3 separate regions of the Homo sapiens genome follow, and all the other regions are linked to region 2. Evidence: chromatin loops called from intact Hi-C (ENCODE). Cell type or tissue: mammary epithelial cell. All regions are shown on one strand.

Region 1 (8,000 bases), 86 kb before region 2:
AGGAGAATGTAGCTTTACAGAGAAAGAGAAGCAAACTAACATATAAACTAAAAATGCCTCTTCCTTAGAGAATGAAGGAAAGGATGAAAGAGTATATGCCTTGCTTTTGTTAGTTCTTGACAGAAAATGTTAGGCTTAATCAAATGGCATAGCCTCAATACTTGGCCATTTTTTACCTACAAAAATGACAATTTAATACAGCTCAACTTAATACATTTTGATGGTTTGACCTACATTCACAAACTATCAAACCTGGAGAAACCCAGTATCCTGATACCAAAGATGAAAGGCTAGAGCCAGACCACTAATCTTTAACCCCATTCTCTTTTAATCAGCAAATTTTGAGAAATGAATGAAGTATAAATATTGATGCATAAGACAGGACTGAAACATTTGAAGTTGAACCACTTTTAGACAAGACATGCACTGAACTGGGTGGCCTAAATTCTGAGACAAATGTTTCTGATTTCCCTGGGCGTAGCCAGAGATTAAGCCGATATTTTTCTTTAAAAGACTATCATTCATCTTCGACTAGTTCATGGGAAAGGAAGCCTCTTTAGAAGAAGGTACAGCGACTGGTTAACATACAATGTATTCATTAAAACCTCATATGCCAACTGGTGCTTAATAACTACTTTAAAAAATATTCATGGTGACAGAAATGGAAAGATTTAGTGCCTTCATATGAATAAAAATGTTCAGATTCTTTATTAAAGTTTGCTTTAATAAAGTGGCTTCTTTTTTAGGATTGTTATTCCCCTACCATGTATACTAATACATTCAAGAAAGGTAGAGAGAACTTAAGGTATGTTCTATTTCATATTCACCTCCAATAAAACCACTAAATTGGATGAAAACTAGAATTGTCACTTATTCTCTAGCAACCAAATAAATTTTATAAAGCTAGACATTGGTCCTAAATTTTCTTTATATCATCTTTTATTGTTAACATGGTTAATCTCTTCTCAAATAGGGAGGCTATGTATATTACCAAAAAAAATTGGAGCAATGAAAAAAAACTAGTGAAATCAAGCAATAGCCAAACTGGATCATTTATGCTCCAAATGTTCTTTTCATCCGCCAGTGTTTTTTCTCCAGACATAATCTTCCACATAAGTACAGCCTTATGCTAAACTGACATAATTCCAATGTTACTAGTTGGTTTTGTCAATTTAGTAGAGTAAAATCCAGTAATTTGGGATTAATGAAACAACTAATTGAACTGTTACTTTTCACTGGCTGTGTTAATTCAATGTGATACAACACTGTCATATGATCAGGTCAAACCTAGAAAGAATTCATTTGCTCTAAAAAGTGGGCAATTCACCCATAAGCACAGAGTATTATTATAGAAACTTTTTCCCCTATGATCTAATACTAGACAATTTGAGCCACTGTGTTAAATTAACATCAAAATATACATTCAGACCAGAATGGTAGCTTACAAAGATGAACTCTTTTCTCTCTTGTTCACTTTTGTTTGCCTAGTGCCTACATTGTAAGCATTCAAATAATATTTGTTGAATGAGTTAATTAATGAAAATTATTATCATCAGTTGCCTATCCTATCCAGACAAAACATTTTGTCTATAGAAAATATGACCAATAAATAACATTCTATGTGTCAGGATCTCCCAACATAAAGACTTCTAGGTAATTACAAAACTGAAAAGCACTGTTAGCCCCAGTACTGATTTGGGTTCCAGTCAGTGGCTTCCAAACTTAGCATGCATCACGCTAGTTAAGAACTAGTTAAAATACAGATTGTTGAGCCCCAGGCCTAGAGTTTCTGTTCAACAGGGACCTGATAATCCTCATTTCTAACAAGTTCCTAAGTGAAGCTGATGCTTCTGGTCCAGAGACCACATTTTGAGAACCGTGAATTAAGAAAATCAGAGCACTTACTAAGAATAGTCTTTATTTTGCTGATGATATATTTTCCACAAAAATCATGTCTACAAGTAGTAGATTTCTTTTTTTTTTTTTTTTTTTTTTTTGAGACAGAGTTTTACTCTTGTTGCCCAAGCCAGAGTGCAATGGTGCCATCTTGGCTCACTGCAACCTCCACCTCCCGAGTTCAAGCAATTCTCCTGCCTCAGCCTCCTGAGTAGCTGGGATTACAGGCACGCGCCACCACGCCCGGCTAATTTTTTGTATTTTTAGTAGAAACGGGGTTTCACCATGTTAGCCAGGCTGGTCTCGAACTCCTGACCTCAGGTGATCTGCCCACCTTGGCCTCCCAAAGTACTGGGATTACAGGCATTCTTGTACAAGTAACACAACCTTATCAGTTCTCTGGAGTTTACTTTGTATTAACCTCAATGACATCCAACAGTATCTTATTAGTTCAAGTAGAACCTGTCAATTTGATGGAAAGAAGCAACTCTGCAAGCACATCATTCTTCTTGACACTACAATATTACCCAAAAATTCCTAGTTTAAATTTGCTTTAATAGGCATTATTTCTTATACTAAGTTTAGATGCCTTTCCTACTATAAGACTATCTAGATAACATTTGTTAGAGAAAGCATTAACAAACTTTGTTGCTCTTCATCAAACTGAGGTATGTATGCCAGGCCAGGCATATTAATAGTAAATACCTCCAAATGATAATAACAACCTATATTTGACAAAATGTTGGCACACTGGCAAAAACTACATTTATAGTCATACTGTTTCTAGCTTCATCTTTGGAGTCTAGCCATTGAGACACACCTATCTTTGTTAAAGATTTTACAGATACTCATAAAGGCTAAAAAATACTCATCTTTTAGCAAAAGCACAACCTCTTGCAGATTTTGGAAGCATGAATCTATTAATGCTTTTTTAATAAAAGAAGTATTAAAGAGAGGTAGGATCTATAGCTGCTCTAGTGGGAAACTTAAAAAGTAATTAAAGAACAATCAATCAGTAGATTTACTAACCCACACCTTTCTCTGAAAAGTATCACTTTATTTTGAAGCCTTATATATCTCAATAGAAAAGTGAAATAGAGAATTGAACATTTAGTCTGTCAGTTATTCAACAGGACCTCAATGTAGGGGTGTGTGTGTGTGTGTGTGTTGGCGATGGGGGACATGCCTGCAGGAATGACATCATTCTGCTTTTCTCCTCAAAATATTACCTGGAAGAACATAGCTTTACATTAACCATGCCAACACCCGCTCATAAGAGTCCTCCCTCCTACCCAGGGAAAAGTGCTAAGCAAGAAATGATTTGCTTTAAATACTGCCAAGGTTGAGTATCTAAGGACTGGTTCAAGTTGCACATCCAGCAAGGAAGCAGGCTTGAGGCAAGTACAAGCATCTGAGGAAAACACAGGAAGGCTTTTTGACAACCCCGTTGGGGATTTTTTCAAAAAGACTTGCAAGATGCCAAGTTAATCTTGAGGCTTCTTGCCTCACTTCCTTTTATGTCCTTCCCTGAACAGTTCTTGTATAAACTTGTCCTCGGGATGTCTTTCCGCCTCCTATAAACTCCCACCTCTGGGTAGCCTTGGCACCTCTGCCTTACCCCAAGGCCTTGAATTACTTGCCTATTTCCACATCTCCATGCTTTAAAAAAACTTCCCTTCAAGGTAGGAATGCAAGATACACCACATTCTCCTTTCTGAGTCAGATGGAGATGGTGGTCATTTCCAGGCCAAGTCGACTTTCACTCAGGCTATATCCCCTTTTTCACAGAACTTCCTCCCCTCTGGAAATGAGGATAAACTACCTTGACAATTAATTACCTGGAGAAGGCCAAGTGAGAGACTCAATCTTTTGAAGAACCAGTTCCCAGATCATTTTGATTTGGAGCAAAACCCTGAACCGAATCCACAGCGAGAAAAGCCAGCATGTCATGCTGCAAGTTGCACTTCTCCAAGTGCTGCTAGCTACCAATATGTCTTAGTCTGCTCAGGCTGCTATAACAAAATACCACAGACTGGATGGCTTACGCAACACATACTTGTTTCTCTTTTTTTGCAATATGGATAAGTTGAGAATTTTCCAGTCTGCAAGTTCTGCTTCTGGAATTGCTTAACAATTCCTTCTTTAATTCATCTCTGTCTTCTCATAGTTTACTATCAGTAGTCAGGAGGAACCAAGCCACTTTTTCCACACTTTGCTTAGAAATCTCCTCAGCTAAGTATCCAATTTCATTGCTTACATGTTCTACCTTCCACAAAACACTAGCACATAAACACAATTAATTGAAATTTTTGCCACACTATAACAAGGATTACCTTTCCTCTAGTTTCCAATATCATGTTCCTCACTTCTCCTGAGACCTCACCAGAATGGCCTTTAATGTCCACATTTCTATCAACAGTTTATGATTATTTATGTATTCTCTAAGAAAACAAAAACTTTATCTCCAGCTTTCCTATTTTCTTTCTGAGCCCTTACCAGAATCGCCCTTATGTGCACCTCAAAACTCTTCCAGTCTCTACCTGTTGCCCAATTCCAAAGCTGCTTCCTCATGTTTAAGTATTTGTTGCAGGGGCATTCTCTCCTTGACTCCATCTGACCACTTCCTCTCCCAATTTCCTTGTTCCCCAACTGACAGTAATTCTCTTAGTTTTCCATAATCACTCTCTTTATCCTTTCATCTCCCATTATTTGTGGAACACACTCTAGTCTAACTCTTGTACCCTGATTCCACTGAAACCAATCTTTTCATTGGTAAAGATCTCCTTCTTGCCAAATTCAAGAAACAATTTTTAATTTTCATCTTACTCATCCTCTCAGCAGCATGAGACATAGTTGATTACTTCATTTTATTGAATCACTTATTTTTGGGTTATTGTTGGCTTCCACAACATATATTTCCCTGTTTTATTTCTTATCTCACCAGCTACCTCCTTCTCAGTCTTATTCACTGGGTCTTTCTATTCTTACTGAAATGGAAAAGGTGAAATACCCAAGAGCTGAGTCCTCAGATTTCTCTTCTTTATTTGCTTTCCTCCCTAGGTGATCTCATCTAGAGTCATGGCTTTAAATAACATCTAGTCAAAATCACATCTCACAGAAGTCTTTCTTCCTCATCAGTTTCTTACCCTGTTTTGTTTTTCTTCATGGCAATTATCAGGGATCTAGAACTAGAAATACCGTTTGACCCAGCCATCCCATTACTGGGTATATACCCAAAGGATTATAAATCATGCTGCTATAAAGACACATGCACACGTATGTTTATTGCAGCACTATTCACAATAGCAAAGACTTGGAACCAACCCAAATGTCCAACAGTGATAGACTGGATTAAGAAAATGTGGCACATATACACCATGGAATACTATGCAGCCATAAAAAATGATGAGTTCATGTCTTTGTAGGGACATGGATGAAGCTGGAAACCATCATTCTCAGCAAACTATCGCAAGGACAAAAAACCAAACACCGCATGTTCTCACTCATAGGTGGAATTGAACAATGAGAACACATGAACACAGGAAGGGGAACATCACACACCGAGGCCTGTTGTGGGGTGGGGGGAGGCGGGAGGGATAGCATTAGGAGATATACCTAATGTTAAATGACGAGTTAATGGGTGCAGCACACCAACATGGCACATGTATATATATGTAACCAACCTGCACGTTGTGCACATGTACCCTAAAACTTAAAGTATAATAAAAAAAAAGAAATTATATATGTATATATTTAAACTTATTTATTGTCTTCCCCATGAGAACAGGAATCTTGTTTGTTTTGTTCTCTGGCATATCCTCAGAAACTAGAACAGTACCTGGCACATAACAGGCTCTTAAAAATATTTAATAAATGGATGCTATGAAGAGGCTTTCATAGTTTTTTTTTTTAATTCTTACCTCCTAAAAGATAAGAACAATTGTTTCAGTCCCTATCCAACTCCAGTTGTGCACCAGATCTTGTCCCCTTTCTTCTACTTAAGGACTTTGCTCCTGAAATCATCCACTTTCTCTTTTTGCATCATCAGTCTTCTCTTTACTCATCATACTTTCTTTATGCTACAATATGTCCCATTATACTTATCATGTTTTCCTATATTATTTATATCTTTATTGATTTATTTTCTCTTGTTCCCTTATAATGTAAGCAATATCAGGACAAGTACATTATTTTATTCACTGGTGTATCCCCAGCACTAGAATAGTAGTAGCAAGCATTCAATAGATGTTCTATAATAAATCAAATGGATTTAAATACTGGTTTGCTTATATGTCTCTCCCACTAGAAGCTATGTTCTTTTAAAATAAGGACCACGTTTTATTCCATTTAAATCCCCTTTGCCTAGCACAATGCCTAGTAAGTGTTCAATCTATTTATGAATAAGTGTATAAATGAGTATACAACTTAACAGCAAGCATGAGGATGTTCAGTAGCCCTCAGGAAAGATGGCTAACAAAAAGTTGAGACTGTCATTGTAATGAAAAAATAAAAAGTCTATTGAAATAATCTGGGCTCCAGAGACGGCAGGAGACTCAGACCAACTAATCTTGGGATTCCCTTAGCTAGAGCAATGGTTTCAGGTATGGACCTCCAACAGAGTCACACCTTTTAGGACAAAGACAAGTGTGTTCTTGTCTCCTGGAACACAAGCTGAGAGGATGTCTGGAGTCCCTGCCACCATCTGACTACCACGTAAAATCTGAGACTAAAGAAAACACTACAGAAGATAGAACCAGGAAATAGAGAAACCAAATTCTGAAGGTACTGCTTGAGCTCTGAATTTAGTACTGCCTTAATTTAGTCTACTCCCTAGACTTTTTAATTATGTAAGTCAATAACATTGTTTTTTGCTTAAACTGGTTTGAACTGAGGATTTCGTCACCTGCTACAGAAAAAAAATATTTGACTGATTCTAGATCTTTAAAAATTAGATTCCTGGGTCCCAATGTCAGATATTCTGAATGATTATGTCTAGGCCTTGAAATCTGTTTTTTAACAAGATCCCCAACAGTATCTATTATGTTCTCGGTTGCAAGCAGCAGAAATAAAAGTCTAGCAGAGCCAAAGTAAAAATAATTTAAAAGACATTAGAAAAGATAAAAAAAAAAAAAGGACATTAGGCAGCTTACAAAATCAAGGAGGTATTAAGGAGGTATGGAAAGGAAGGCTTGGAGCTACACAGTCAAGAACAAAGCCCAAAAGTCATGCTGCCAAACTCATCTTGTGAAGTAGTCATGGGTGCTACCAAAAAGCACCAAACATTATGGCTTGTACAACTGCCCCTAGGAGCTTAATCTTGGGGCAACCACCACTTCCTCTAGCATTACTGCCACTGCTACCCTGCTATATAACCTAGTTATCCAATATAACCTATATAATCTAGTGATTCAATTCCCATGTGCTAAAGGTTAGAACAACCTGAAAGAAAATTATTATCCTCACATGTACTGGGAATTTGACATAATATATGGCATACTTACCGAAAAGTTGGTAAGGAAAATTTTTTGGAATCTTATAGTAGAATTAAACATGAAACCCTTTTTCTATAACCTGTTGTGTCTTTAGCATGAGGGTAAAAGATTTTCCTCTCCTCTCACAGGGACATTTGTCCTCAGCAATGCTATTCAAATTAACCGAAAAGCTGGTAAGGAAAATTTTTTGGAATCTTACAGTAGAATTAAACATCAAACCCTTTTTCTATAACCTGTTGTGTCTTTAGCATAAGGGTAAAAGATTTTCCTCTCCTTTCACAGGGACATTTGTCCTCAGCAATGCTATTCAAATTATTCCAGCCAAATAACGTCCCATTTCTGATGATCCATTGCCTTGCATTGCTATTTGTCTATATTTCCTCACAGTCTTAACAGAATTCTGAAAAAAAGTGAGTTTGACCTCCTCATTAAGCTCCCTACTATGGCATGTGACAGGCATGCTCCCTGTTTCCTCCAACATGCAACCCGTTACCCACTATCAGCTTTAAGCCAGAAACATGGTGAAAATTCTCAGGTGATGGGTCAGATCAAGAATGAAGACTTTTTGGGCCCTTTTGCCACAACAAAATCTGTTTCTCAGTGTGGCACCTG
Region 2 (8,000 bases):
GTTTTTTATGTCTAAAATATGTTTATTGCAGGCAGCATATAGTTGGGTCTTACATTTTTAACCAATCTGGCAATCTTTGTGAAATCACTAAACTCTACCTGGGTTACTGACTTCCTTTCTACTATCATATCTTTACTTTCCAATATCTCTTTTTTGTTCTCAAAAAGTTCTACTTTTGGATAGCCTTTCTATTCTTGTTTTACACAATCAGTAACTTGTCTTATTTCTTTGAACATATTAATATAGTCAATTTAAAACACTATTCTATTCTCCGCATTGACTGTTTTTTCTATGTTCATTTTACCTGTTGGTTTCTCTTCCTCTCTCTTTTTCATGTTACATGCTCTCTAATCAGTCATTGATTTATGTTAGGGTGATGTTAACTGATAGACTTAATATTAGGGTAGGATTTCTCAACTTTGGCCCTATTGACATTTTGAACTGAATAATTATTTTGGGGAACAGGAAGATGAGCTTCCCTGTGTACTGCAAAATGGTTAGCAGCATCCTTGGCCTCTATCCACGAGATGCCAGTAGCACACCTCTGCGCATATCTTTAGTTATTACAATCAAGTATCTCTCCAAACATTGCCAAATGTCCCCTGTGGGGGGAAACCAGTCCTAGTTTTTAGCCAATGCATTACGGTGATCAGGGTCTTGAGAGTTTCTCAGAGAAGTTCTCCAGTTTCCTACTTTGTGAGTGAAGAATATGAACCTAGTCACTAGCATTTGGAAACCAAGCAGATGAACAGACATAGGTATCTCACCAACCAATACACAGACTCTGACTTAATCTCTCTGGTAGGCAGAATAATGGCCTCTCACAGATGTCCACACATCCTAATCCCAGGAACCTATGAACATGTTATGTTACATGGCAAAAGAGAATTTAGATAGCAGGTAGAATTAAGCTTGCTAAAAAATTGACCTTAACAAAGGGAGATTATCTTGGATTATTCAGTTGGATTTAAATACAGAAGAGGAGGGCAGGAGAGTCAGGGACAAAATGATATGACATGAAAAATCCATTGCTGGCTTTGAAGAAGTAAGGAAGCCATGAGCCAAGTAATGCAGGTGGCTGAAAGAAGCTGGGAAAGGCAAGAAAACAAAATTTCTTTCTAGAGCCTCCATGAAGAAAGACAACTCTGCTGACACGTTAATTTTAACCCGCTGAGATTCATTTTGGACTTCTGACCCCTGGAATTATAAGATGATAAATTTGTGTTTTTTTTAAACCACTATATTTGAGGGTTAATGTGTTATAGAACCAATAGGAAAAATCATATAATCATTTGATTTCAGTATGGTGCTTTAGCATCCACTCTCAGTTCTGCTTAGTATTCCCAAATCTAGAACAAACCTGAGATAATCTCTTCTACCATGAATCAACAAGTCCTATCTATCTCTGTCAAGGTTGAAGAATCCAGGCTTCTTCATTGAGATGGGACCAACGGAGCAAACTGTTGCTTAAACAGATTTTCAACCAATCCTTCCATTCCAAGCCCACTCTACTCCCCAAGGCTATTTAAGGGGAACTTGTACCTCCAAATCCTGAGTTTTTCCAGCATTCTACAGTAGAGACAGACATGCTTTTATCATGGCAAGTAGTCAGACTTCCTCTCTATTCTGCTAAGTCACCACTCATTCTCATTCCTCCTTGCAAAAACACATAGACGTCTCTTATCCGCTACGTCTCTCAATCTTTTTGGTCTTTAAGGGTTCATGCAGTTTTGGTTTCTCTACTGTCATTTTACTGGGATTTCAAGAACAACAGAAATAAACAAGTTCACCTGCAATGTTTAACTAGTTTTATTTTCAGCTGACATTTTATCAAGCGCTTACTGTGTATTAGATTTGCAGATAAACCTTTATATAAATTATCATCTGAATCTTGTAATAACTCTAGGAGATAGGTACTATTATTTTGCTTCCCATTTTATAAATAAAACTGATGTTTGATTCAGGTGACAAGGCTAGGGTGGAACAGAACTGCGATGGAACCCAAGTCTTTATGACTCAAAAGCCAATTTGCCTAGACAATTATGCAATCTTGTTAATTTTTCAATTAACAATTCACAGGTTTTACTCTAGATTAGAGGTCAGCAAACTATGGTTTACTAGCCAAATCTGGTCTGCCCCTTGTTTTGTAAAGTTTTATTAGAACATATCCATACCAATCGTGTGGAAAAAAGCACACTCAAACTCAAAGTACTTTTTCTATTCTCTCACTCAACACCAAGAATTAACACAGAAGACTTCTGCAGCCAAATGTGTGGAGATTTTCCCCTACCAACAAGCAAGTAATGAATTCTGCAGCAGATACCAGGTAGGTATCCTCCAATTTAGTTCTGACACTATCTACCTAGAAATCAAATTCCACAAGTTGGGGCTCAGTACCGAAAGACTGCCCCCTACTTCTGATGCCAACAAGTCCTGGGTTATTTTTACCTGTGCTTTTAACTGATTGGTTATAAATTGGGGATCCCAAGACCCCCTCCTTGGATTTGATTAATTTGCTAGAGCAACTCACAGAACTGAAGGGAACCATTTACGTTTACCAGTTTACAGTAAAGGATATTGCCACAGGTACAGGTGAAGAGAGTCATGGGGTAGGCACGTTAGAAGAGGTGTTGCACTTCCCTGCCCTCTCCAGTGCACCACCCTCCAGGAAGCTCCATGTGTTCAGCTATCGGAAAGCTATTGTGTCCTTTGGGTTTTCACGGGACTTCATTACATAGGTATGATTAAACCATTGGCCATTAGTGATCAATTTAACCCACAGGTTGTAGGGAAGGGCTGAAAATCCTAAGCCCCTAATCCTGCCTTGGTCTTTCTGGTGACCAGCCCCCATCCTGAAGCTACCTAGGGGTTGCCAGCTACCAGTCAACTCATTAGCATCCAAAGACATCACTTTGGAGAGTAAGGATTTTAGGAGTCATACACCAGGAAAAAGGGTCAAAGACCAAACACGTATTTCACAATATCACACCCATTTAAATGACTATTGTCTATGCCTGTTTTTGTGCTACACTGTTACAACTGAATAGTTGAGACAGAGACAATCTAGCTGACAAACTCTATTAGTCTCTGCTCCTTTAAGGAAAAATCTGCTGACCCTGCTGTAGAAAATAACCTTATTACCAAGTTTTGAATTCATGGTGTCCTCATATACTTAACACTTTTGTTACTGTTATCAAATCAAAGGCACTATTTTTATTGTTCCTTTAGCCTTTTGTTACCCTGCAGATAGAAATCTTTGGCCATGGTTTAAAAAGAAAAGCCTCTAAACCCATCTCCCATGTGAAGTCTTCCCCATACTTATAGTCATACTCACTCCCATTTCTGAGCTCCCATCTCAATTATTATAATTACAGTATTTAGTGGAGTTTGATTCATATAGTCATTACTAGTTGTGATTCCCCTGAGATCTAGCAACTGCTTAACTCTGATAAGCATTTATTAAGTACCTTCTAAGTGTCAGTCAGTGTTCTAGACACTAGAAATACAAAAATAAAAATGGCATCTTTTGGTTCATATGTATTCTTTTTAATTAGGTATAAAAATAGAAAAGAAACTGAGCATGGAATTGTGCCTATGGTCCCTGCAATAATTGCATCAGAATCACTAGAAGTGCTTGGGCAACATTCCTATTGAATGTTGAAGCAGAATCTGCGGTGGTTAGGCCCAGGAATCTGTGCTCTTAATCAACACTTCAGATGATTCTTAAGCACAAAGGTTTCAGAAACACTATGTCAGTAGACAGGAAATACTGCTTCTAAATGTGCAAGTATTATGAGAGAGTAAGAACAAATCCCACATGATCTCTCTTAATACAAACCAATTTCTGTCAAAATGTAATGTTTTGCTGCTCATTTCTTCTTTCCAAAACTTACTAGACACGCTTAATCGAGAACTTTGACGTTGCTCTCATCTTTACTAATTTTACTTACATTGTGAACCCTGTACCTGGCACAGTTCTTGAAACATAGTTGATACCAATACTTTGTGTTGAACTGTTGAATATTCAGAGCAAAACCTTTTTAAGTTGTCCCTAGTATGTAGAAGTAGGAGTTTTTCCAATTTTAGACTGGAATGGTATGAGGATCATTTGAGAACAAGGAAGATAACACACCCAGGCAAATGTTTGGTCAACCTACACCTTGTTTCTCTCCTTCTAGAAATGCTTCCTTCTAGCTCTCAAGCCCACTACCCTGTGGGGAATATCAATCTCGCTCCTCAAGGCTAAGCTAGATCAAGCAAAGCCAAGCAGACTAGTGGAAAAGGTCAGGCATTATAGGATCCATCTTCATCATAGGTAATCTATTTCTAGAGGCTGTAGTCAAGAGAATGCCCTAGAATACATGTTTAAAAGGATTACCTACCTCTGAAGATAATAGACCACTTGCTTATATATGTCTACCACGAGAGTCTTATAACAATGGACTCTTGCTATACCTGACACAGATCTACCCCTCCCACTAGAACTCTGAATTATTTTGCTGGAGGCTACAACATTCTGAGTAGTTTGTTGGGAGTTGACAGGAGGTGGGGATAACCCACCCAGTACAAGCTTAGCAGAGCTGAGCCGCTGCAGCAAGTTGGGCTAGCCTTTGATACAGACTGGTTGGACAGGTTCTGGATCTACAGAAGAACCGGTTTTACTGGCCTGTTGTGCCAACATATTCTGGTTTGATTCCATGTTCCACAGACGGTAGAAACCTGCCCAGCCAGTTAAATGAAAGGCATATTAGGTTATCCATTGCACTCAGTATATAGCTTAGATGCAGCAGAACTCTTCCACATAGCAGTAGTGTCTAGCAAACCAGTGTGGTCCAGAGAGGTGGTGTTCACTGATTTAATGTTTAAGTTGATAGATTCAGGGAAAGTGAGCAGTGAAACAATTTCTGCTTTTCACCAAGAGCAGAGGTTTTCTAAATAAGTCGAAGGGTAAGTATATTTTTAAAATTTCTCAGTTTCCTATGCATTTTGGAAAGTTAAATTAAGAAATGATGTTTAAAAAGATAATCAATTTTTAACATAGTAATACCTGCATTATACCTTTTCTGTAAAGCTAGATATTGTTTTATAACACTTGCGTTATGTTCATTGATTGTTTGCATAAAGGTTATTTGGTATATAATATTCTCTTACTATGCTTTTCTGTAAGTTGTGCATGGCTATAGTCATTTTAAAAGCTGGACTGAATAATTTTGCCAAATAAATTTCACATATTAATGATTTACATTAAGCCATCTACTTCCTTCATAATGTAACTATTATGTTTTATAGGCTGTTGCTATATGGTAACAATTTTATATGGTAAATCTAATTGTGGATAAATAATAATTGCCCTTTTAAGGCCAAAAAAAGCATTGGCCGGCTGGTGATCCTAAGTACATTCATTAGAGGAACAATTCACAGTAAAAATTGAGGAGTGTGAAAAACAAAGACCGTGGAATCTGGTAACTGATTAACTATTGGAGCTCAAAAGCACTTGCTGAGCTGAATAGAAAGGAATGAAGACAGGTTTTGTCATGCCTATTAGGTCTGAAAAACTTTTTAGGTTAAAGAATACCTGGATCTTCCTTTCATTTATATTAAAAATCTTCCTTTTATCTCTCTCTTTACGTAATCCAATTAATTTATTTTAGTAGTTTGTATCATGTAAAATGAAAGTTACCAATCCCTTTAGATTTATGTTGGCATACCATCCTACCCCTTTATTTACTGATATTAGATTGAATTGAAGCACATGTCTTCTAGGGCATTTAATTTAACATAACAGCTGACATATGATTTTATCTGGGAATTTAAAATTTTTTTAACATATTATACTGAATGCTTTCCTGTCATCTTAGTAGGACTTTGCTTTGAGCTGAGCAAGACTGATGCATCCTTTTCATTGTCCCTAGGGTTCCCACTTTGTCACTATGTTCAAACTCAAAGGCTATAAAATTATTTTCTAACTCAAAGGCTATAATATTAGTTTCCTTAGGATGTTGACAAAGAATAAATTTAAAAGTGTGAATAAATGTTCAGATGAGATTTCATTTTTTGCAGGGAAAACCCTTGGATGCTTCATAGTCCTACTTCTAGGCAGTTCTGCATGAATTTCTGGTAATCCAGGTAAACTGCTGAAAAGCTATGTAATGTTGTATCTGCAAAAGCAATGTGCTGATTCAGCAAGCCAATATTAATTTTATTCAGCACAAATTGTATTTTGACAAGTTTTTGGTAATATGGATCAAAACTTTTAATTGGCTGAATTTTTCTGAATTTACTACATGAAACCTAGTTTTCAGGTAATATATATATACCAATAGAGCACATTGTTAGTATTTCTGGTGAATATATTGCATATGATAATTTAAAAAATTTAAACCACACCGTGTTTAAAACATAGGGCTTACTGTTTAAAGATAAATTTAATTTGGGATTCTAATTTATTTATTGAGCATTTTTTATGTTTATGGTTTTGAAGAAAGCTATTTAAGAACTAGATATACATTTATATAAAATCCATGGGTAAAATTTCAAGCTTAACTCTGTATTTTGGGAGAGGATTTTACAATTTTCATTTAATGGAATTTTCATTTTCAAATATATGTAAGTCCTATTAGATATTACTTTCATGTATTTTCCATAAATTTAGTCCTTTAAAATATTGATACATTGCGATATTTTTGTTAAAACTGAGGATATATAAATTTGTCAATCAAATTAGGAGTGTGTATGTATTTTATACAGACCAACATACTTCAGCGCCTAGTCAAAAAGTATTCCACTCATTTAAAATTTTTTTACTCTTTTAGTCGAGGATGCATTTCTTTTTATTCCTAGCTGCACAATTTCGCATAACTCTTTCTGTCAACAATGCTAGCTTTCTTAACAACTGCAACTTCTTTCCCTCCTGAATATCTTCATGTGTTTTCCACTAAAAGCACTTAGAATTATGTCATTTTTTACCTAAGAGGGACATTTAAAGAATAACCAATGAATCCAATATCTCATTTTTGAGTTAAGAAATGAAAAGCCCCAAAATATAGCTAAGTCACTATTATATAATCTAAGGGTAGATCTGGGGCCAGAACATCCAGGTTTCCTGACTTCCACCAAGACCAGTAATTTTTTCACTACCCTACATTGACTCTTCTGAATACTACATGAAATCTAATCTAAAAAGGTAAAATTATGTTGTATAGTGTGTTAATGAATCTTTGGTGAACTAAAAAATCATTTGTTTTTATATTTTAATCTATACCATTATTGCCCCAAACATTTTTGGGACAATGGCTGAATATATATGGGATTGCCATTGATAACAAAGGTGACTACCACTTCAAACCCCAATCTCTTAATGCCATCATATTATTTTGTTTCAGACTGATGAAAGCCTCACATTCTTTCATATTTGCCCAACTTGTGGATCCCGCTCTCATTTTCTGACTCAATATTGCTTTAAGCTGTCTCAACTGTCTATTTTCTTAGTATGTATATATTTTTGTATTATTTTAGTCATTCTTAAATGCTCATAATTTAGGATTTGCCTAAGTTAATATAGTATTCTTTAAATTTGGTTAGAACTGACAGGAAAATTTTGTTATGAAGACAGAAATTGCAGGACTTAAAAACCCATCTTAGAGGTGATAGAAGCTGTTATTGAAGGGGTAAGCTTTGCACACAAGTGCTCAAAAAAGTTTTAAACATTTTTAATTTGAGGAATTCCTAGGAAATGTGATTACAGAAAGTTGGAGAACCAAAGGCCAAAAATTTCAATTCTGATTCCTGGTACTAAATGTTAATTCTACTAATTACCTTATCTTATCACAGGTAAAATCCTACCTGGAAAATGCTTCTAAATTTGGTCATTTTAGTTCAGTCCAAGTGGACTCTGAAAAAAATCGCTTTCATTTGTTTCTTAACTTTACAAGAGAAAAGGCAGTATACTGAAAAGCATGTGAGCTTTTGAGCCAAATTGACATGGGTCTGAATAACTCTGC
Region 3 (8,000 bases), 56 kb before region 2:
TTTCAGTTCTAAATTTTCTCTTTGGTTATTCTTTATATTATCTATTTCTTTGTTAGGACTTTTTATCTCTTCATTATTTTCAAGAGTGTATGCCCTTACTTATTTGTACATATTTTATCAGATAATTTCAACATTTGTGATACATTAGCAGTGGCATCTGTTGATTCTTATGCAGGTTGAGATTTTACTGTTGTTCAGTTCTGTTCCATGTGTGTGTCATTGAATGACCAGTGTGGGACCTAGACTGTGACCTACCCCTTAGTTCAGTTCTCAAAGTATTTAGTATCCTGTTTAGGATCCATGCATGCACAAATCCAGGGTGAGCTCAAGAGTTCACAGACAACTTTATGAGTTTTCTTCCCAGGCTCCCTGCTCTCCATGATCTCCCTAGTACTTCTGGTGCCCTGGGGCTCCCTTTTCAATGTTCTAATCAGGACACTGAACTTCTCTCCTCCCCTCCACATTTTCTTTTTCTTTTTCTTTTTTTTTTTTTTTTTTTTTTTTGAGACGGAGTCTCACTCTGTCACCCAGGCTGGAGTGCAGTGGCTCACTGCAACCTCCACCTCCTGGGTTCAAGCGATTCTCCTGCCTCAGCCTCCCTAGTAGCTGGGATACATGTGTGTACCATCATGCCCAGCTAATTTTTTTGCATTTTTAGTAGAGACGGGGTTTCACCATGTTGGCCAGGCTGGTCTCAAACTCCTAACCTCAAATGACCCGCCCACCTCAGCCTCCCAAAGTGCTGGGATTACAGGCATAAGCCACCATACCTCCCTCTCCTCCACATTTTCTAGTGGCCCCTCTCTGGAGCCAACAGCAAGATAACAAGTGGAGGGAAAGCAAGAGGGTTTCACTCCACATTTTTGAAACCACAGCTTCTCCCATCAGAGAGAAATGTTCCCATGCCCCAGTTTTAGGAGGAACCCAGTAGCTGCTGTTCTTGCTGTCACTGCCCCTATCACAGCACAATTGCCTAAAGACTGGCAGAAGAGAATGGAGTAGAGACTTAAAGGAGAAAGAGTAGGAGAAAAAGAAGAGGAGGGAAAAAAAGAAGAGGAGGAGCTGGGGGAGAGAAGGAGGAAGAAAGGGGATTTCCAACTCTTTCTCTAAATATTAGCTAATCTTTTCCTGGAAGAATTAGAGGTCTCCTCCTGGAGCTCTCTGTGTCTATGTTCCCTTTTTGGTTTGGGTTGCCTTAAGTTCAGGTTAGGGGTTACCTAGAAACAAGAAATGGTTATCTTATCACCTATTTGGTGGTACTTTGAATTCTGTACCACTTTCTGCTTACTATTACTTTTCAAATAGGAGTTGAAAATACTTTTCAAGAAGCACATTCTAATTGAACCAGAACCGTATCTTATCTGGAACCATAAACATAATAGACAGTTGTATAAATTGTGTTTGCATTTTCAAATAATTCAAATTGCAGTATGGCTTCCAATAAACAAATATTTGTTTTCTTCATTTGCCTAACTATAAATAACCTAGTTCCACTACATGTGAAGTTTATTATCCATTGACCCACCAGAGGTACTGCTGTGTCTTTAGAAATCAGAAGCATTCTTGGCCGGGCGCAGTGGCTCACGCCTGTAATCCCAGCACTTTGGGAGGCTGAGGTGGGTGGATCACGAGGTCAGGAGATCAAGACCATCCTAGCTAACATGGTGAAACCCCGTCTCTACCAAAAATACAAAAAATTAGCCGGGCGTGGTGGTGGGCACCTGTAGTCCCAGCTACTTGGAAGGCTGAGGCAGGAGAATGGTGTGAACCCGGGAGGTGGAGCTTGCAGTGAACCCAGATGGCGCCACTGCACTCCAGCCTGGGCGACAGAGCAAGACACCGTCTCAAAAAAAAAAAAAAAAAAGAAATCAGAAGCATTCTTATTAATAATTTCAAAAAATAATTATTTGGCCAATGTTATCTCTACTTCCTTCTACTTTTTTCTATTTTACTAAAGGACTATGATAAATACAATTACATGAAGATATAATTTGTATTTAGGATAAAAAATTAATATAGTATTATGTTGTTTGATTTGACAATAATTCGAATCTCTACATGGCTGGACCATTTGATTATGCATTTAAAGCAACAATAGCATAAAAAGCCCCAACATATCAAAGACTAACCAACTAAATAGCCAGTGATATAAATAAAGAACCATTTTTAGAAGAAGTCTATGCTGCTGTTTAATATTTTGAATCACTCCACAATGCTGAAATCATTTAAAGAAAAAAGATTTTTATTTTTATGTGCCTGGGTTTCCAATGCTACTTATACTTACTAAATTATAAGACCTTCATGGTCTTTCATAAAATTAAAATTCCATGAAAAAAGTATAGGTAGGAGTTACTTCTCCTAAAAGGTATGTCTTATCTATCTAAACAGAGTGCTAAACACTCGTTGAGACAAGAATCACATCTTTGTTAATATATGCTAATAAGGCTACGAATGCCTGGAAAATGGAACTGCCAAAGTGAAAAAGAATCTGGGTAATATTCCTGGGCACTAAAGGAAACAGAAAAAGCCAGACCAAGAAGAAAGATCTGATAGATTTTGTGTATTTCAAGGCATGATGGAACTGGCCAGAAGTGGGGAGGAGGAGTTGAATGAAATTTAACTATTAAGAATATGATAGGAAAAAAAAGAGTGGGTGCAAATGAATATAACTGGCTTTTCAGATAACAAAGAGAACAAAATGTATCATTCTGTCTTAGCACATCAATCTGTTGATAATAGTTTAATAAAACCCATTTGTTCCTAGACTTTTAGAAGTTAGAAATGCAGCACATTTTTACTATGTAAGTGTTCCTTATCCAATAAAACTTTGATTACATAGCATTGATTTTATTAGATTTGTACAAATTTTTCCCAAAACTCCCTCTTACTCTACTTGTGAAAGACAAATATGGTTTGAAATGGAGACACCAAATATACACTGTTTATCCCAATGGATACTTGTGGAACTATAATCTTTAAAAATGCTGAAAGGGGGAGGTGAATTTCCACCGCTCACTCAAATTGAAGTGGGGGAAGTGATCACAGTGAGAATGTGTATGGAAAGCCCACAGTAACTGTTAAGGTTAAGATCACAACTTGCCAATTTAGGGTTTTTAGAATGACCTAGCTATCTGATATATAGGTAGGAAACCAAGAGTTAGTAAATGGACCATATGTTTATAAGCAGAGTATGTTTCCCATGGAAAAAAAATACAGATTTCTCTGTGAAGCTGAAGTAGCCTGTTCTCACTCTAACCTAGTTATTAGAGTCCAACCATATTCTTCTTAGGATTTCCTAAGTACCTAGAATGGTGTTCTACATATAGTAAATTATCAATATAAAAGAATAAAATTTTTACTTTTTGTAGTCATATTATGTGTGTATGTATATATATACATATATTTGATTCAATTTAAAGTATCCCAGTGGATTTTGTCTAAAAACACAAAGAATAGGATATGAAGTTTATAATCTACTGACAGTCCCAAATATACTATTTTACTTGCTTTAATCACCAACACCAACCTTTGAACATAGTGGGCAGTCAATAAATATCTGGAGGATGAGGGTATGAATACATGTATTTGCCAGACTATAACCCCTGATGAAGGAAAGGGATTGGCCGATTCTTTATTGTGGCTCCCTACACCAAACATTCTGAGCTAGCATACCCACAATGAAAGAACATCATCTGAATGAAGCTTCACAATTGCTCTCTCATTACCACTGGGCTTCTGGCATCCAGCACACCTTGGAGTCCTAGTGTTAAGGAATGTATTCTGAGCCTCTGCCGGCACAGGCATGTCACAGTGATGCTTCTAAAACAAACCAGAGCTCAGGTTTGTTTCAAGTCTTCACATGCTTTTGATGGAAGGTGTGCTGGCAGCTGTTGTCATCATTAGCCTTGTGGCAATACTTTTTCCTTTAGTGTCTTATGTTTCATATGAAAGCTTAAAGCTCATTAAATAGGGAGGAACTTTGGAATATGTGCCAATGCCAAACAGTAAAGTTTTTATTTTCTCCTGTTATAACAGCTTTAAAGTTCTGAATTTCCAAATCTTAGTCCCCAACACCATTCCAAATTTTAAATTCGATAATGGGGTAGGAGCAGAAGGATACCAATTCCTTTTCCTGACTTTACAATCTTTACCAGAGATCTAGTAAGTGAAAGATTTAGAGCCTGCTAGAAAACTTGGGTGTGGAATTCTCCTGTAATCCTGGCATTTATGGGATGAGTGAGCTGTCCATCCATGGTTCTGTAATCTAGACAGTTGAGATATCTGAATCTGAATGCTCAACCTAGTACAGTCTTCCATGGTATTCACATTTTTCTAGCAGCTGACCTAAGTGATACATTTTAAAACGCACAATAACTAATGGTCACTAAGCACCTACTTACTATGTGCCAGGCAATATCAAAAAGCACTTCAAATGTTAAAATGCTCACAAACGCTCTCAGATAAATATTTATCTCCATTTTACAGATAAGAAAACCTAGGATTAAAGAGGTAAGTAACTTGCCCAAGTTTTTATTCACTATAAGGAGACTTTTTAAAAAGGTTAATTAGTACTACTTAATATTATAGGTATCTTCTAAGGCAAGAACTATTATCTATTTCATCTTTGTATCCTCCACCATATCTAGAGCAAAACCTTACACATACAAACTTCTTAATAAAGGTTTACTGAGCAGGCCAGTGTGTTGGCTCATGCCTGTAATCCCAGCGTTTTGGGAGGCCAAGGCAGGAGGATCACTTGAGGCCAGGAGATTGACACCAGATTTTGAGGTTACACTGAGCTAGCCTGGGTAACAGAGCAAGAAAACGAAAGGCCCCATAGTTGTGGAGTACTATATATTTATTATGTATATTTCTTTCTCTCTCTTTCCCTCTCTCTGTTTTAAATTTTTTCATATTAGAAAATAAGTTTAAGTTCTAGAGCCTTCCAAGTCATTCATACACACACATACACCCACTCATTTGCCAAATTTACTTGGGTCCCTCTGAAACCACAAGTAGCAGCTGCTTAATAGGTGAACTTCAACACCAAGCAACAGGTTGGGGCAGGTAATTAAGAATACCAAATCCATTTGAAATTGCAGGGGAAATTTAGGGAAGTAGAACGTATTTATCAGAGTTGGAATTTGGCCAGGATTCTAAAGAAAACACCAATTACCCTTTGATAATATAAAATAGCATATAAACACTGTTTAACTGAATTTCTGACTAAGGTTAAGAATTCCAGAGACTCACAGAAGGGACACATCATTCCTGGACAAATTCTTCCATTGAGAAAGTTCTTTATACTTCCATAGTAACCCCCTTGCCTCTCACAAAGAAAACCTCTTGTTGTCAGGTTAGTAATGAAAGTGAATTCTAATAAACAGAGCTGGAGCAAATAAGAGGTCTTTCTAGCACTACTAGCTATTGTGCACCTTAGATTTAGATATCTCCCTTCCACAAAGTATCACAACCTCACATATCTCAATGTAGAAGACACTTCAAGAGAGCCGATTTCATCAGAATGGCAACTTTCTCAGACAGCTCCTCTCTGCCCAAGATAATTTAGGTGTGATCATGCTTGACATGAAGTATGAATTCGGTAACTTTCTAAGGTCTCTAACCACCTTCAAGTTAGGAATTCTATTAAGGGACCTAACCAAAACAAGATAAAAAAGAGAGGGGTCTATAGATTTAAGAGATATAGTGACTAAGTACAACATGTGGACTGTGTTTGAAACCTATAATTGAAGAAATTGAACACAGATGGAATACTTGATATATTTTTAATTTTCTATTAATTTTAAGTATAATTGCAACGATTATATTTTGAAGATATACACACTGAAGTATTCGTAAATGAAATTCTGTAATACCTAGTATTAGCTTCAATATGAAAAAAGATAGGAAGAAGTTAGTGGGTAGATGTCCATGTGTTGATAATTACTGAAGCCCAGTGATGGGTACTTGGGAGTTCACTACACTATTTTCCATAGGTTGTGGCATAGGTGAAATAGATCATTGTTCAAGTGCAATTTCTGTTAACACAATTTTCTCTCTTTTAGCAAATGAAAGCATCTAAGAATGCAAATAAATGACAGTGATTTTTTATAGCAATAATCTTGAATTTCCACTATTTCATAAAATAAGTAAACTTTCTAAAACTTAATATTCTAAAACATTAACCCTCATACAATTGTTTAGTTTTTGTTTAAAATTTTCCATTAAAATAACTTTAAAAAAGATATCCTGTACCCATTTTCACCACTCCTATTTAACATAGTACTGAAAGTCCTAGCCAGAGCAATAATACAAGAGAAAGAAATAAAAGGCATCCACACTGGAAAAGAGGAAGTCAAATTGTCCCTCTTTGCTAATAATATGATCTTATACCAAGAAAAAAACTAAAGACTCCACCAAAAAACTCTTATATTTGATCAATGTGTTCATTCAATTTGCAGGATACAAAATCAACATACAAAAATGAGTAGCAGTCGGGCGCGGTGGCTCATGCCTGTAATCCCAGCACTTTGGGAGGCCAAGGTGGGCGGATCACCTGAGGTCAGGAGTTCAAGACCAGCCTGGCCAACAAGGTTAAACCCTGTCTCTACTAAAAATAAAAAATTAGCTAGGTGTGGTGGCGGGCGTCTGTAGTTCCAGCTACTTGGGAGGCTGAGGCAAGAGAATCACTTGAACCCCAGAGGCAGAAGTTGCAGTGAGCCAAGATCGCACCACTGCACTCCAGCCTGGGTGACAGAGTGAGACTCCGTCTCAAACACACACACACACACACACACACACACACACACATCAGTAGCATTTCTATACACCAATAATGATCTAGCCAAAAAAGAAATCAAGAAGGAAATCCTATTTACAATAGCTACAAATGAATAAAATACCTAGGAATAAATTTAACCAAGAGGTGAAAGATATCTACAAGGAAAACTACAAAACATAAATGAAGGAAGTCGAAGAAGACACAAACAAATGAAAAAACCTCCCATGCTCATAGATCGAAAGAATTAACAGTGTTAAAAAGACCATATTGCCCAAAGCAATCTAAAGATTCAATGCAGTCCCTATCAAAATACCAATGTCCTTCTTCATGGAATTAGAAAAAAAAAATCCTAAATGTATGTGGAACTAGAAAAGAACTGATTAGCCAAAAGAACTGATTATCCAAATCAATCCTGAGCAAACAGAACAAATCTGGAGGCATCACACTACCTGACTTCAAATATAAGACTAGAGTAACCAAAACAGCATGGTCTGGTTATAAAAGTAGATGCATAGGCCAATGGAACAGAATAGAGAACCCAGAAGTAAAACTACATATTTACAGCCAACTGATCTTTGACAAAGCCAACAAGAATTTACACTGGGGAAAGGATACCCTCTTCAGTAAGTGCTGCCACAAACCCACATGCAGAAGAATGAAACTGGACCCCATCTTTCACCATACAAAATCTATTCAAAAATTTATACATACTATATATAAAAATCAACTCGAAATGGATTTAAGACTTAAACATAAGACCCAAAGCTATAAAAATACAAGAAGAAAACCTACAGAAAACTCTCCTGGATACTGGGCTAGGCAAAGAATTTATGACTAAGACTTCAAAAGCACAGGAAACAAAAACAAAAATAGATAAATGGGTCTTAATTAAACTAAAAAGTTTCTGCACAGCAAAGGAAACAATCGACAGAGCAAAGAGGTAACCTGTTGAATGGGAGAAAATATTTGCAAGTTATTCAACAACATTGGTCTAAGCTGACACATCCAGAATATACAAGGAACTCAAACATCTCGAGAGAAAAAAAATCATCCCATTAAAAAGTGGACGAAGGACATGATAGCTATTTCTCAAAAGAAGACATACAAATGGCTAATGGGCATCTGAAAAAATGCTCAGCATCACTAATTATCAGAGAAATGCAAATCAAATTACAAGGAGGTATCATCTTACTCCAGTCAGAATGGCCATTATTAAAAA

The links. Peaks named below come from ENCODE experiments on the same cell type or tissue, not always from the same donor. Only the 100,000 strongest peaks of a DNase experiment are listed, where the experiment ranks them.
Region 1: it touches region 2 in a loop (7-fold over the local background); 2 of 110 quality-filtered maps call a loop at or near these places.
Region 3: it touches region 2 in a loop (5-fold over the local background); 9 of 110 quality-filtered maps call a loop at or near these places.

The regions. Positions count from the first base shown.
Region 1 is chr18:22,823,449-22,831,448 of GRCh38, forward strand. All of the region lies in intron 2 of RBBP8-AS1 (RBBP8 antisense RNA 1), which reads right to left. The region is part of intron 1 of LOC124904263 (a long non-coding RNA gene); the gene reads left to right. Among named protein-coding and RNA genes, the nearest start is that of RBBP8, 110 kb to the right of the region's middle. In mammary epithelial cell, no CTCF peak of the experiment used is centred here; DNase peaks (open chromatin) are centred at 3,463, 4,923 and 6,543; H3K27ac peaks cover 5,991 bases.
Region 2 is chr18:22,909,360-22,917,359 of GRCh38, forward strand. The region is part of intron 2 of RBBP8-AS1 (RBBP8 antisense RNA 1); the gene reads right to left. It also overlaps a transcript of RBBP8 not described here. Among named protein-coding and RNA genes, the nearest start is that of RBBP8, 20 kb to the right of the region's middle. RefSeq lists an enhancer at 5,159-5,766. In mammary epithelial cell, no CTCF peak of the experiment used is centred here; DNase peaks (open chromatin) are centred at 3,682 and 4,672; H3K4me3 peaks cover 3,342 bases; H3K27ac peaks cover 4,655 bases.
Region 3 is chr18:22,853,282-22,861,281 of GRCh38, forward strand. All of the region lies in intron 2 of RBBP8-AS1 (RBBP8 antisense RNA 1), which reads right to left. Among named protein-coding and RNA genes, the nearest start is that of RBBP8, 76 kb to the right of the region's middle. In mammary epithelial cell, no CTCF peak of the experiment used is centred here; a DNase peak (open chromatin) is centred at 3,800; H3K27ac peaks cover 3,464 bases.